Linked DNA regions of Homo sapiens: region 1 is linked to region 2. Evidence: chromatin loops called from intact Hi-C (ENCODE). Cell type or tissue: PC-3. All regions are shown on one strand.

Region 1 (8,000 bases), 76 kb before region 2:
CCAGGCTGGAGTGCAGTGACATGATCTTGACTCACTGCAACCTCCACCTCTTGCGTTCAAGCAATTCTCCTGCCTCAGCCTACCGAGTTAACTGGGATTACAGGCACCACGCCCAGCTGTTTTGTATTTTTGGTAGGGACGGGGTTTCCCCATGTTTGCCAGGGTGGTCTCAAACTCCCGACTTCAAGTGATCCGCCCGCCTTGGCCTCCCAAAGTGTTGGGACTACAGGCATGAGCCACCATGCCTGGCCTGCAGCATGTCTCTTTTTTTTTTTTTTTGAGACGGAGTCTCTCTCTGTCACCCAGGCTGGAGTGCAGTGGCGCAGTCTCGGCTCACTGCAACCTCCATCTCCCAGGTTCACACCATTCTCCTGCCTCAGCCTCCCGAGCTGGGACTACAGGCGCCTGCCACCATGCCCGGCCAATTTTTTGTATTTTTAGTAGAGATGGGGTTTCACCATGCTAGGCAGGATGGTCTCGATCTCCTGACCTCGTGATCCACCCATCTCGGCCTCCCAGAGTGCTGGGATTACAGGCGTGAGCCACTGCGCCCGGCCCAGCATGTCTCTTAAACGCAGGGGCCACGAGCAGAGCTGTCAGAATGCTTCAGAGGAAAACAAGTGGGGCCCGGTGACAACTCACACAAGACACTGGGGGTGACACGGAAGAAGGGGACCCTCCAGGGCTGCTTTTAAGTTGGGGGCATTCTTAGAATTAAGAAGCTGTCAATCAACTGCCAGATCCTGCAAAGAACTGTTTCAACTCCATTAAGGAAAAATAAAGGAAACCCAAAAGAAAAACAGACAGAGGATACAATGTTCTCATGAAGATTGCCTGTAACCAATAAACATTTTAAAAGATGCTTAAAGTTGCAAGTCATGGATAGAATGTAAATTAAGGCATCAATAAGACAACCTTTTTCACCCAACAGATTAGGTTAAATCTAGTGCTGGAGAAAGTGTGGGGAAACAGGCATTCTCAGGCCACGGAGCAACATCTGTTAAAACTCTAAAAGGTTGGGCAGGCGTGGTGGCTCATGCCTGTAATCCCAACATTTTGGGAGGCCAAGGCGGGTGGGTCACTACAGGTCAGGAGGAGTTCAAGACCAGCCTGACCAACATGGTGAAACCCTGTCTCTACTAAAACTACAAAATCACCTGGGCTTGTTGGCGCATGCCTGTAATCCCAGCTACTTGGGAGGCTGAGGCAGGAGAATTGTTTGAACTCGGGAGGCGGAGGTTGCAGTGAGCTGAGATCGCGCCACTGCACTCCAGCTTGGGTGACACAGCAAGACTCCATCTCAAAAAACAAACAAACAAACAAACAAACAAAAACCTCTAAAAGGTACATGCCCTTTAGCCTAGCAATTCCACTTGGAGGAGCCCAGCCTGCAAAACTACTCACAAATGCACACAAGTGAATACACACACTCAAGAATGTTCACTGTAGGGCTATATTTTAACAGAAGAAAACTTACAGGCACCTAAATGTTCTTCCACAGAGGAATAATTATAAATAATGATTCATCCATATAATAAAATACTATATAGGTATAGAAGAAAACGTTTAAGGACTATGTTAACAATGATGTTATCTCTGGAGAATGGGATTTTAGGAGAGGACTCCCATTATACCTTTGCATGACATTTATAATCAGAAAACAAACCTTCAAAAAAATGAGTTGCTGGGATGATGGTATGATCCCATTTACATAAAACGGAAAATAATATATATGCATATGTACATACGTGTAGCTGTGCTGTCTAGAAAAGTGTCTGCAAGTGTCTGCATCTGTATATAGTAGCTATGGCTTCACATCTTTACAACAAGCACACCTAAGTGTGGCTTGTTTAATTTTAAAAAGACCCGAGCTGGGGCTCAACAGTCTGCTGGAGCCACCTCATGTGGTCCCTTGGCTCATACCTCTCCCTAAGCAACTCCTCCACACTCTCAGTAGTGTCTGCATGCGGAGGAGTCCCTCAGACTCATTTCCCAGGGGCCTCCTCTGAGCCCCAAGTCTACATGACCAAGTTGCTTTGCAAAATCTCCCTCCAGATCCACCCAAGTCAGACACAAGGCTTGGTCTTCCCTTCCACATCAGGTCCTGTTCTGGCGTTCTATCTCTGCAATGGCTCCATCACCGTTTATGCTCACCCCTCCTCCCCATGACCCATGCCTAGACCGCCACTACATCCTCCATCTCTCTCAAACACACCTCTGCTCCCACTCCTGCCACCACACACCCCCAACAGCCTCAGTCTGGGGAGCTGTCATCTCTCACCTGGATGCCAGTGCCTGCCTGTGCCATCCATCCTCCAAGCCACAAATAAACGGTGGCTGGAAAACAGGAGCCTGATCTGTGGCTACTCCCTGCTTAGACGCCTCAATGGCTGTCCATGGCACGAATACCAAGGCCAATCCCCTAACCGGGCCTGGAACACCCCTTACCTTCCACCCCTGCCTCACCATCCTCCCCTCCCTCTGGGCTCCATCCTCTGGCCACCATCAGGCCCCAGGGCCACTACACAGGGGATTCCCACCATCTGAGACTCCCTCTCCCTCGCCCCCAGTCCCAGTCCCACAGCACCCAGGAGGTTCCCAGTCATCCTTCGGTTCTCAGCTCAGTCCTCGATTCCTCAGTGAAACCAACTCCGACCCTCCCCTCAGTTCAAGGTTTCCATGATACCATCACTGTGCCTCAGAGATTTCATCTCTGTCCCTGCCCCTCAGCTCTGCGTGCCAGGAAAGTGAAGCATTGTTGAACCCAGATGCCCAGCTCAGTGTGTGCACCAGAGCAGGAGTACAGCGTTTGATGGGTCCTACATATGCAGAAAAATGTTTGAAAACTGTCATGGCCTGGATGCCCCCAAAATTCATGTGTTGAAACTTAACTGCCAATGTGACAGCATTAAGATACAAGGCCTTTAGGAGGTGATTAAGTTCTGCAGGGGGAGCCCTGATAAACAGGATCAGTGACCTTGTAAAACGGCTTGAAGGAACCAGCGAGGCAGGTTTTGCCCTTCTGCCTTCTGCCCTTCTGCCCTTCTGCCTTCTGCCCCATGGGGACACAGCAAGAAGGCCCTCACCAGACACTGAATGCTGGTGCCTTGGTCTCAGACTTCCCAGCCTCCAGAACTGTAAGAAATAAATATCTGTTGTTTATAAACTACCCTGTCTCAAGTATCTTGTTACAGCAGCACAATAGACTAAGACAAATACTGTACATACTTAAAAAAAGAATCCTTTGATTCTGTCTGGGCACAGTGGCTCACACCTATAATCCCAGCACTTTGGGAGGCCAAGGCAGGTGGATTGCCTGAGCTCAGGAGTTCGAGACCACCCTGGGCAACATGGTGATACCCCATCTCTACTAAAATACAAAAAATTAGCTGGGTGTGGTGGCGCATACCTGTAGTCCCAGCTACTCAGGAGGCTGAGGCACGAAAATCGCTTGAGCCCCACAGGCAGAGGTTGCAGTGAGCCAAGATCGCACCACTGCACTCCAGCTTGGGCTACAGAGTGAGACTCCATCTCAAAAAAAAAGAAAGAAAGAGAAAAGGCCAGGTGCGGTGGCTCACGCCTGTAATCCCAGCACTTTGGGAGGCCAAGGCGGGTGGATCACAAGGTCAAGAGATGGAGACCATCCTGGCCAACACGGTGACACCCCGTCTCTACTAAAAATACAAAAAAAATTAGTTGGGCATGATGGCACGCACCTGTAGTCCCAGCTACTTGGGAGGCTGAGGCAGGAGAATTGCTTGAACCCAGCAGGCGGAGGTTGCAGTAAGCCTATATCATACCACTGCACTCCAGCCTGGCGACAGAGTGAGACTCCATCTAAAAAAAAAATCAAAAAACAAAATAAAACCTCTTATTTTGAAAATGTTCAAATATACACAGAAGTATAGAGAGAAGAGTAGAATGGATGCCCATGTGCCCAGCATCCAGCCTCAGGAACTACCAGCCTCCTGCTGTTTTATTTTCTCTATCCATCCTTCACATCTTTTTTTTTTCTCGTTTTACTCACAAATACTTAAGTATGTAAGTAGATACACTTCACCCACATAATAGAGAATACTCTATACATGTATTCATGGGTCAAAGGGGTCCCTGAGATACACACAATTCATACTCATCCCTCTGAACACTGCAAGCGTCGTGTGGAGCCATTTGCTTTCCCACACACTCGCTTTCTGCCGCAGCAAGGCTGGACCCTGCTGGAGTGGTGATGTGCAGGAACTGCCTCATAGCTCAGGTGGTAAAGTTATTTGGCTGGGAACTGAGTCTCTCCCCACATGCTGTCACACCCTTCCCGGCCCTGACAAACACAAAGAGATGCATCCCATTGAGTCACCCACTTGGCTGAACCGTGTACCTGGTAACCTCCTTGGGAGGTTCTTTGGAGGGTATTTTTCTCCTCTACACAAAGCATGCCTGCGAAGTAAGCTGAGAATGACAAAAACAGGAAAGCCCAATCTTGCAGAGACAGAGGGGCCAAGGCCTGCATGATAATGCGGCCCAAATTCATAGCTCAGACCCAAAAGAAAACAAATGTTCCATTCTTTCTGTGTCCACCTCTAAACTAAGCAATACAGTGAGGGCAGTAAATTGCAATTACAAGTAAGAACTTTAGCAGTTGCTGATCATAAAATGAAAAGGGACAAATATGTTTATCCTTAACAGGGTCACAAATAATTCCACAGCTGTTAATTTTGGCAGCCACGACTCTGCAGGCAGTATGGGCTCATGGTATACTATCTTCATTGTCACCTCGGACAAAGATCCTGTTGGCCAAAGGCACACAGGCATCTTCAGGAAAACTAGATTTAAATGGTAAGATTAAAAAACACAGTCATTATTTAAAAGCACAAGAAAGGTTTCTTTTTTAAAGTTCACTAACAAATCCAGAGAGTGATGAAAGCCAATGCTTTATCCACTTATCAACACAGATCACATGACTGCTTTCAGATGACTCACTTGGCCAGATTTACTGACCAGGACCCTGCACAAAATACTACAGAGAAGACCAACGTTGACAGAGGATGTCTATGTCCTGTGTTCTGCCCACATGAAACCAGCTACCTCCAACCCTCCCTGTCCCTCCTCCAAGGGGTGTGTCTCCGAGTCCCCCGAATCAGTCACCTGTGCTCCATCTCCACCACCATCAGACCTGAGACTCTCAAAGGTCAGAGACGGGCAAGCAGCAGCCACTCAGTGAGAGAGGGAAAGGGATGGCAGGCAGGCCCCAGCCTCAGACTAAGCCAGCATTGGAGAAACTCAAAGGTGTTCAGGTTACTGTCACTTATTTTTCAGAAAAACAAAATAGGATTTAGAAAAGCTATCATCTGTGCACATACCAAATCATTCTTCATGAGCAGAGTTTTCACCCCAATCACCACCCTGACTGTGCCCTCCTCTGCTCGCTGTGAGATGCCATCTCAAACAGCTCCCAAATGGCCCTTCCTAGGACAAACACAAGCCTCAGCTCAGACAAACAGGGCTGCACAATGTGCGTGTTCCCTCAACTTCTCCAGCAAATGCTCACTTCAGTTAAATTGAGGAGAAAAGCTGCTCCTAACTGAGCAGCAAGAAGGGAAAGATAAGGCGTGCAAAAACAGTATCACATCTGAAAAGTTACCCTCCACCTTACCCCAGCCTTACCCTAACTTTACCTCACCTTACTCCAACTGTAGGCCACCCTACCCCAACCTTACCCCACTTTACCCCAACCTTGTTCTATCTTATCCCAGCATTATCCCACCTTACCCCACTTTACCCCAACCTTGCTCTATCTTATCCCAGCCTTACCCCACCTTACCCCATCCTTACTCCAACTTTACCCCAACCTTTCTCTATCTTATCCCAGCCTTACCCCACATTACCCCACTTTACCCCAACCTTGCTCTATCTTATCCCAGCCTTACCCCACCTTACCCCATCCTTACTCCAACTTTACCCCAACCTTACTCCAACCTTACCCCAAGCTTACCCCACTTTACCCCAACCTTGCTCTATCTTATCCCAGCCTTACCCCACCTTACCCCATCCTTACTCCAACTTTACCCCAACCTTTCTCTATCTTATCCCAGCCTTACCCCACATTACCCCACTTTACCCCAACCTTGCTCTATCTTATCCCAGCCTTACCCCACCTTACCCCATCCTTACTCCAACTTTACCCCAACCTTACTCCAACCTTACCCCAAGCTTACCCCCACTTTACCCCAAGCTTACTCCAACCTTACCCCCTTACTCATCTTACTCCAACCTTACCCCAACTTTGCCAAACCTTACTTCATCTTAGCCCACCTTACCCCAACCTTACTCCGCCTTACCTCAACCTTATCCCACCTTACCCTAACCTTATTTTACCTTACCCCAACTTTAGCCACCGTATACCAACCTTACTCCACCCTTAACCTCATCCTTACTCCATCCTACTCCACCTTGCTCCAACCTTACTTTCAGTAAAATGGCAATGATAATCATATCTAACTCATGGGGATGTTGTGAAAATCAAATGAGAAAATACATATGAAGCACTCAATAAATATTAACTATTTTAATTAGCCTTTGAAGATTTTAAATTTGGTGAAAATTTATAAACAAAAACTCCATGTTTATTTGTAAATTAAATCAGAGTAAACCGTTATTGTTACTTCACTTAAAACATTAATTTGCTATTTATTTATTAAGATGGAGTCTCGCTCTGTGACCTAGGCTGGAGTGCAGTGGCACGATCTCAACTCGATGTAGCTTCCGCTTCAGTAGCTGGGACTACTGGCGTGTGCCACCACACCTGGCTAATTTTTTTGTGTTTTTAGTAGAGACAGGGTTTCATATATTGGCCAGGCTAGTCTCAAACTCCTGACCTCAAGTGATCCGCCTACCTCGGCCTCCCAAAGTGCTGGGATTACAGGCATGAGCCACTGTGTGGGCTTAATTTGCTATTCACATGGATCTGGCTGGAGCAATTAAACACCTCTGAGATGAAGCTCAGATAGCCAAGGAAAAGGCAGAGTCCTTCTGGCCACAGTGTAGTCTCTGGCAAGAAGCTAATTCCACCAGGCCTTCATCTTCTCAACCATAAACAAGGGGTGTGGTTGTTTATGGTTGAGAACAAAGTGAATGTTGTCAAAGGGGTGTGTATTCTGAAGAGTAGTTATAAGGCATACCAACAACCGCTGTTCTTCTCTTGTGCAGCTAGTGAGTGCAGAATATATGCCCCTTTGATAACACTCATTTTGTGCTGAGAGCACCACTCAGCAGAGGAGGAGGCTCCAGGCTCCAGGCAGAGCTGTACAGCGGTATGAGGAGGCCAGTTCCAGCCCTGGGTCCTCCCATGAGACCCTGGGATCTTGGATGCACCTGGCTGAACACTTACCACCAGCTCCCTCTATCCACACAAACACTGACACACAGGAAATCCCCAGATGTTATGACACCAGTGCAAGAGCTTAGAGGGCCTATTCTCGAACTGCCACTTAATGATGGTTTGGCCAAACAGGATACATGCCAGCCCCTGGCTCCTGCCAGCCAGCACAAGGTGACCCTGCAGCCTACTCTTGCCTTGCAACTGGAAAAGTCTCTCTCTCTCTCTCTCTGCTCATCTCCCTCTTTTCTGGGAGTGTTAATATGGATGATAGTCAAATCTGTTCTAATTGGGCCCTTGATTTTTAGCTCAACCCATATTTCCTGTGTATTTTCTGCTGAGGCCATCCAGCTGAATCCCTGGCACCCAGAACACCAACAGATACTCAGTAAATACTCGTTGAGTGAATCACTCCAACATTATGAGGTAGGTCTTGTCATCCACATTCTGCAATATGAGGCAAATCGCCAAGGCTAAGTGAACTGGTCAAGATGACTTGGCTAGTAAATTGCCATTAGGTACCTCCATGGAGATGCTCCCCAGGCCTCATGCACCTGGTGTGCAGCACTGACCTCACCTCAGCCCTCCCTCCTCATCCTGCACTTCCCCACCCCACCATCCCCCAGCC
Region 2 (8,000 bases):
TTTATAGGGACAGTTTCAGGTACAGATCCTGTACAGGAAGTGCCACTGAGCACAATGAGAGCAGGAAGACCCCACTCTAGGTTCCAAAGGGCCACCAACCAGGACAGTGACCGTGGGGGCCTCACCTGAGAGACTGCTACAGACCAGGAACAGTGCCTATCAGTGCATACACCATGGTGTTTCTAGCCCCTACATTATCTGTGCACAAATTCCATGCTACTCTTAACACACGAAGGGACTCAGGGCCCAACAGGGCAGTGGGCTGTGCCAAGGTGACCTGTCCAGGCCGTAGCTCCAGGCCTGAAACTTGGGCTTCTCCTGCCTTGTGGGCCTTATTGCAGGATCCAGACAGGGGCAGGGCTGGGGAGGCAGGAAATAGTGGCATGGGGCCTATTCAAACTGCATGAGGAGACCAGCACCCAATTGGAGGCTGCGCCTAGGGCTGTGCCAGGTGACAGCCTGGGGACATCTACATGGGTCCCCTAGGAGAGGACCAGCATGTTGGGGTCTAGGTCCATGCCAATCCCTAAGAGATTCTGCCTGATGGCCACTAGAGAAGGTTGGGCCACTTCGTGCATTAGCAGGGATGAAAGAAGAAGCCAACCCCCACTTCGCCCTGCAGCATCTGCATTCTGAGGCAGCCTTGCAGCTCACCGTCAGTCTATCAGATGGGGAGCCCACCACTGAGGGCAAAAGGGGTTCTGCTTCACACCAGACCCCTTACCTTTGGAGCCTTCCCCTTACCTTTGGGGTCAAACCCCTACTGCTTGGCAAGATACTCAGGGTCCTCACTAGGGGCTCTCATCCCGCCCCCAACCTGCTCCTGTGTTGTCTTCCCCCATCCCCCCACCTACTGCAAGGGCCACACCTCAGCACCTGCCTCTAAGCCTGGCCCTGCTGGTAGCACCCAGCACAAGCAGGGCACTGGGAGAGAACTGGGGAGGCTGGCTCTACCTGCCAGATGAAGACGCCACACAAGGCCACGGTCACTCGGCTGGTACTCAGTTAGCCCTTCCTCAGTGACAAATGCTTGGGCCCAAGGAGGAGGGCCAGTCCTCACTTCTCAATAGGACCCTACAGGGACCCTGCTAAAAACTTAGTGGCTATGGTCAGGCTGTGCACCTGGCCACAGCACAGGGCTGACCCTGCAAGGCAAGGGAGTGTGTCCTTACTGAGTGATCTTGTCTTGCACCCACTGGTCTGTTAGTCCAACGATGGCCCACCTGGAAGAAGAGAAGGCAGTGGAGCCGGCCTATAGCCCACCTGGGCTCAATGAGGCCTGGGGGATGGAGTGAGATGATGGAACGGGCCCAAGCTCAGCACTCTGGGGAATGTCCTGCCAGTGGGGCCAGACCCTGGCTTGCCTCAGTCAGGTGGCCTCTCTCCTTGAGGTGAAGAGGTTAGAAGGGTAATTGGGGCCTTGCAGTGCAGTGTCTGCCACTGTGGGAGCTTTAGGTACTCAGAGGAGGAAAACCTCCCAGGAGAGCCATGGCAGCTATAATAGGAGCCAGCACTCCCACCCACTCCTAGGCCATGCTCTGCTCTTGTCCTGCACTCCTGACCCCAACACTCGGAGTGGAGTTGATACAGTATCATGGCAGAGGCCTGTGCTGAGCTGTTGGTGACCCTGGTATCACTTCATCTCTCTGAGCCCCTCATGGCACATGCCCCCAGCACAGGGGGCCCTAGTTGTGTTCACATCTACTCATCCTGCAGCTTAAAGTAGCAGGATGTAGAGTAGCAGTGTTTAGGCCTCTGGTGAGCCTTCAAGGCTCCCATCTTCAGGCTCATCTTTTACCTGAGACCCAGGCAAGGCCTGGCTTCCCCAGCATGACGGCCAGCCCACAGCAAGAGTGACTGGGCCCCACTGTGCTCGGTCATGCCAGGTGCAGCCCGCACAGCGGACTCAGAGGAGGGATGGTTCTTCCTACATCAAATTTTGCCACCGTGTGCCAGGACTGCAAGGATGCCTAGCAAGAGCTGCCTCCTTTTCTGCAGACAGCATCTCACTCAGTCACCCAGGCTGGAGTACGATGGCACAATTGTAGCTCATTGCAGCCCTGAACTTCTGGGCTCAGGAAATCTTCCTACCTCAGCCTCCTGAGTAGCTTGGACTACAGGTACACACTATGACACCTGGCTAATTTTTGAGACAGAGTTTCATTCTTGTCGCCCAGGCTGGAGTGTAATGGCGCAGTCTCGGCTCACTACAACCTCTGCCTTCCGGATTCAAGCGATTCTCCTACCTCAGCCTCCTGAGTAGCTAAGATTACAGGCACCCACCACCACGCCTGGCTAATTTTTTTTTTTCTATTTTTGGTAGAGACAGGGTTTTACCATGTTGGCCAGGCTGGTCTCGAATTCCTGACCTTCCAAAGTGCTGGGATTACAGGGGTGAGCCACCATGCCCAGACAATTTTTTTTTTTGAGACAGGGTTTCACTTCATTGCCCAGGCTAGTCTCAAACTCCTGCACTCAAGTGATGCTCCTGTCTCGGCCTCCCAAAGTACTGGGATTACGGATGTAGAATTAAGGATGTGAGCCACTGCAAAGGCTGCCTCCTTCAAATCTCACACTCCTCCTGTCACTTGACTTTACTGAGTACAGGCTGAGCAGCAGGAGTGGGGAAGGTGAAGCTGTACTGTATTCTCTTCCTCTGCATTCTCCGACACTCCAAGTCCCATGTTTGTGTGAAGCTCCCAGGGCTTCACAGTTAGGAAAAAGACCAAAATCACACACATACCCAGAAAGGGGCTGCATCTGACACTCCTGGTGGGGACAAGGGAAACACCCTCCCTGTGGGAGGACAGAGCTGCTTATGTGGCACTGACCAAGGCAACAAATACTCCCACACAGCTGCCGCAGGGGCTACGTACCACAGCATGTCATTCAGGTCCTTGGACAGCATCCAAGCCAGCTCAAACATCACCATGGCTGACTGTAAGGAAGCAGAGAAGTCTAAGGCTCATGGGAGGGGCATGTGCTGGGGCTGGGCCATGCAGCCAGACTGGACTTGAGCCAGAAGGGCCCTGGCAAACCCCTGCGGATGGAGGGTCTACCTGGCCAGGGCATGTGGGTGGATTCCAGCCCGACATGTGGGATGAGTACACGCTAAACTGAGAAGAGGAAGACTGAAAGTAACTCCTTTGCTACCTAAAATCATTACTGTCTGTATATTTTATCCTGTAGCAAGGGAAGAATTCACTTGGTAGGGGCAGCCCGGGTGCAGCACTGGCTGGGGCCTCTTTGTATCTCCCTGTGTTCCTCAGTGATGCCCAAGGCAGGCACTGAATCCCAAAGGCCAGGAGACCCCATCATTTGCCTGGCTCTGCATCCGCACACTCCTCCTGCTTGGCTGGCGTCCTCAAACACATTCCCAGGAAGGCCAGGTGAGGCAGAGCCCTGGGTCCAATTATTTGAATATTAAAGAGGGAGGGGCCTCAGCACCTCTCTTTCCAACAGGGCTGTCCACATCGGAGCATTTAACTCCCATAAGCAGAGGGTCTCTATTTGGTAAAAGACCTTGAGGAAGACTGGTGTCTGACCAGAAGACCCTAAGATCCCCTTTGCCGTGAGATGCGGGCTTCCTCCAGGGAGAGAATTTCCAAGGGAACTGGCCCCATATATCTGGAGGGAGTTATCTTCTCTAAGTGAGCATCAGCACCCTCCCCACCAACTGTTTAGAATTTTCCATTAGCAAGGACTGAGCAGAGACAGCAAAAGGATGATCCTTCAAAGGACAATGGAACCTTGACAATAAAAGGGACACTGGAAATACGGTGCTTAGAGTTCAAGGTCCCAGTATTAAATTCTAAGACTAAATACAGGATGTTTTATTGAAACTTATTTTCTAGGGCTCCTTAAGGCCTTGAGCTCTGCTCAACACTATTGACATAGTAGGTTTTCTACACTAAATTCTGTTTTGTAAAAGACACACACTGATGGGCCATTATAAGTCTATAGCGTTTTATCTTCTCGCACAGAGACTGGTACAAACTCATTCTGTGTTTTTGATGAACAAAAATAAACGCTGCTCTTCTTTGATCACCTATTGGGTGCAAACGACCATTTTAATAATTACCTCTGAAATGAGGATTATTCTCTTTACAGAGGAGGAGATGTTTAAGGCTCAGAGAGCTTGCAACACCTGCCCAAGGTCACACAGGGGGAAGACATGGAGCTCAGATTCAAACCAGGCTTTTGTGGCTCTAAAATCTACGTTTCTTCTTCACATTTGAGGACACTGACCCCTGGAGTCAGAACTTTATAGTGAGTTCCACCTATTCATACTTACCGATGTCCCATGATATTCATACTGCTCGTAGTCAAAGAGGATGTCTCTTCTGTAATGACATAAAATGCAGGTCTTCAACAGGAAGTAGCAGTACAGGAAGCCAAATATTTTGGAAAAATGCTAAACTTGACAGTATTCAATGAAATGCAAATTAAATCATGGTACTATTTGTTTTCACATATTGACTCTTGGTTTTTTCTTTTTTGTTGAGACAGGTTCTTGCTATGTCTCCCAGGCTGAAGTGCAGTGGTGTGATCACAGCTCACTGCAGCCTTGACATCCTGGGCTCAAGTGATCCTCCTAACTCAGCCTCCTAAGTAGATGGGGCTACAGGCATGTGCCACTACACCCAGCTAATTTTAAAAAAATTTTTTAATAGAGACAAAGTCTCACTATGTTGTCCAGGTTGGTCTCAAACTCCTGGGCTCAAGCAGTCCTTCCACCTTGGCTTCCCAAAGTATTGGGATTATAGGCATGAGCCACAACACCTGGCCACTTATTGACTCTTTAGCAGAATGTATATGTGTAACGTTGGGAAATTAACACAAACTGCCAGTGGCAATGTATGATGTAAAGTGGTATAGTTCAGAATTCCATTTCAGAGAAATTGTCCCATAATTACAATTCAAAGGAAAAAGCAAGACAAAACTTGCTGTGTGCACAAAGTAATTCACTGAAGCCTTATTTATAATGGCAAAATATTGGAAGTAACCTACATTTCAAAAAGAAGGGAAACTGCCAATTAAGTACTAGGCTGTTTAGAAAGCCTGTTCAGAACTATTTTAAATGGTTATATTAAGTAGAAAGATGCAAAATCAGATGTATCATGTAAAATATGCACAAGTATGTATAACCCAGGAATAGAAACCCAAACCCAGAATCTCTTTTAATTAGGCAGTGTGATTATGGATTATTTTCACTTTTCTTTCCTTATGCTTCCTGAAATGGTTTTATATTATCCTTTTTTGGTTTGTTTTTAGAGACAAGGTCTCGCTCTGTCACCCAGGCTGGAGTGCAATGGCACAATCATAGTTCACTGCAGCCTTGAACTCTCCTGGATTCTCCTGCCTGGGCCTCCCAAAGTGTTGGGAATACAGGCATGAGCCACCACACCTGTCTTACGTTGTCCTTATCCGAGGGGGCAGCCTTCCTCCTGTGGCAGCGGCAGGAGTGCATGCCCTCAGCTGAAACAGGGGGAACATCAGCTGGATGGCCTGGGAGACCTTCCATGAGAGATCCAGCAAGGGCTTCCCCCGGGACCCACCTCAAGGGCGCTGCTGCATGCTCACTTCAAGCTAGAATAACCTTTCCAATATTTTCATTTTAGAGCACTTCTTATAAATAATTTGTAAATCAAAGTATCTACATTGGAAAAACTTGATAAAAATAAAGAGCCAGGGCCATGGTCTCTAATGGATGGCATGTACCTGGGAGACCTTGGGGCTGTCCTGTCACTCATGGGACCGGCGAACAACCTGGAGCTCTTCTCCAATGCAGCGGCCACAGGTTCACTCCCAGAGCCACTGGCCCAAAGGTTCTAAACTCAATAAATTATCCTGAGACAGGAAGTCAGAGGTATGGGTGGCACCACAGACCCCCAGGCAAGTGGGCTTCTGGTGCTGGGAGCAGCTGGAAGCACAGACTCACCTCCGGGCCTCCCACTCTCGCCGCTGCCTCCTCCGCATGGTTTGCTCCACTATCTCCTGATACAGGGACAAAGAGAACAAAAGGTGGAGCAAATGCACCAGGAATTTATCCCCACAGCCCAAGAAGGTTCCAATTTGGCAGAAGTCAGTAGGCCCAGACCCCTGAGAGAGAACACGGTCACACCAGTGCCCCGAGCACAGCCTGTTCCTACGGAAGAGAGGCATGGAGGCAAGGGATGGCTGTGACCCCTTCTGGCTCCCAGCTCTCCAGACACCATGGGCAGAAAGAGTAGGGGCTTCCCAAGCACCTGCTCCAGGCAAAACTGTGTTCATCCACCCTAGCTGCTGTCACCCACAGCACTATGGGATCCAAGGTAAGCTCACACCCACTTTGTACCAGCTTCCACATCAGGATGGATGAGAGCTAACATTTCTTATATTCTACCATGCGTTAGGAACTATTCTAATGTTACAGGCACAACCTCGTTTAATCTTCACAACAAAGGCCTGGAATAATGTGGTAGGTTTAGAAATCCATGGTCCCGAGACTCCTGCTTCTGGGAAAATGGAGTAGATATGTTTTTCCCCATACATTCATTAAATATACCGAAAACCCTTCGACATCATAGATCAAACAAAGTAAGGCTGGGCGCAGTGGCTCACGCCTGTAATCCCAGCACTTTGGAGACAGGCGGGCGGATCACATGAGGTCAGGAGTTAAAGACCAGCCTGGCCAACATGGTAAAACCCCGTCTCTACTTAAAATACAAAAATTAGCCGGGCGTGGTGGCACATGCCTGTAATCCCAGCTACTTGGGAGGCTGAGGAGGAAAACTGCCTGAACCCAGGAGGTGGAGGTAGCAGTGAGCCGAGATTGTGCCACTGCATTCCAGCCTGGGTAACAGAGCAAGACTCTGCCTCAGAAACATACAAACAACAACAACAAAAAAAAAAAAACAAAGTAAGACTCTGAAAGGTAGAGGTGAAGGCAGAGCAGTTAGGGACTCTGGGACATGAGGAACAACACAGTGTTCCTTGAGTTTTCCTTCTGGTTCATATATGCCAGAGTTGGAGCTGAAAAGCCAGCAACCTAGAAATACCAACAGGTGCAGACAACAAAACAAAACAAAACAAAACAAAACAACAAAAAAAAAAACCCACAAAAGCTGCTCTGTCTAGTCAAAGGACTGGGAAGGAGCAACCTCCCAAGACAGAAAGCTTTTAGGCAGTAGCCCATCTACTCTAGCCAACACCACCAAGAACATCCATATCCACCCCAGCAAAGGCCCAGTGGGAGCCTAGGCTCCCATCCTTGCGAAGCTGTAGCAAGGCACCCCAAGCCCTCTGTCTGGTGGTATCAGAGAGGCCAAGGAGGGAACTGAGACTGCAACCCCTGCTGGTTGGTGACAAGTCCACACCCCACCTCTGGGTGGGAGAACCAATGGTGGGAGAACCCAGACTTCCACCCCCACCTTCTAGTAATGAGAAATTCCTCCCCTCCCTGCTAGGAGGGTAAGAGGCAGCAAAGTGGGAAGCCTGGACCTTCACTGCCCCAGGTGATAGACATCAGGTGGGGAACCTGATCTTTTACCTCTACCTGGCATCACTCACTCTCCTTGCTTGAGCCGTGTCAGAGAAAGCCAACTAAAACAGAAGACTTAAAGAAGACACGAAATCTCATCACATAATACAAAAATCTCCTGGTTTCATTTGAAGATTACTCATCATACCAAGAACTAGGATGATCTCAAAATGAATGAAAAAAGAAAACCCACCGATGCCAACAGCAAGATGACAGAGTTGTTAGAATTATCTGCCCAAGATTTTAAAGCAGCCATCATAAAAATGCTTCAACGAGCAATGACAAACGATTGAAACAAATGAAAGCCGGGAAGCCTCAGCAAAGAAATAAGAGATCTAAAGAAGAGACAAGTGTTCTAAACAAAGTTTAAGAAAGAAAGAAAGAAAATATATATATATAGAAGAAAGTTTAGAACTGAAAAATACAACTGGAATATTAACTCAGCAAATAGGCTCGAGAGCAGAATGAAGGGGACAGA

Evidence for each region. Hi-C counts contacts between places; a loop is a spot of excess contacts. Peaks named below come from ENCODE experiments on the same cell type or tissue, not always from the same donor. Only the 100,000 strongest peaks of a DNase experiment are listed, where the experiment ranks them.
Region 1: it touches region 2 in a loop (11-fold over the local background); 3 of 110 quality-filtered maps call a loop at or near these places.

The regions. Positions count from the first base shown.
Region 1 is chr22:19,568,553-19,576,552 of GRCh38, reverse strand. No RefSeq gene overlaps it. Among named protein-coding and RNA genes, the nearest start is that of LINC00895, 5.7 kb to the right of the region's middle. In PC-3, no CTCF peak of the experiment used is centred here; DNase peaks (open chromatin) are centred at 4,312, 7,452 and 7,822; H3K27ac peaks cover 3,773 bases.
Region 2 is chr22:19,492,324-19,500,323 of GRCh38, reverse strand. It overlaps CDC45 (cell division cycle 45), which reads right to left. Exons shown (of 19, transcript NM_003504.5): 6 at 5,942-5,997; 7 at 4,295-4,343; 8 at 2,877-2,938; 9 at 1,173-1,223. Among named protein-coding and RNA genes, the nearest start is that of CDC45, 16 kb to the right of the region's middle. RefSeq lists a silencer at 1,494-1,710. In PC-3, a CTCF peak has its summit at 4,239 (motif pointing left); a DNase peak (open chromatin) is centred at 2,903; H3K27ac peaks cover 919 bases.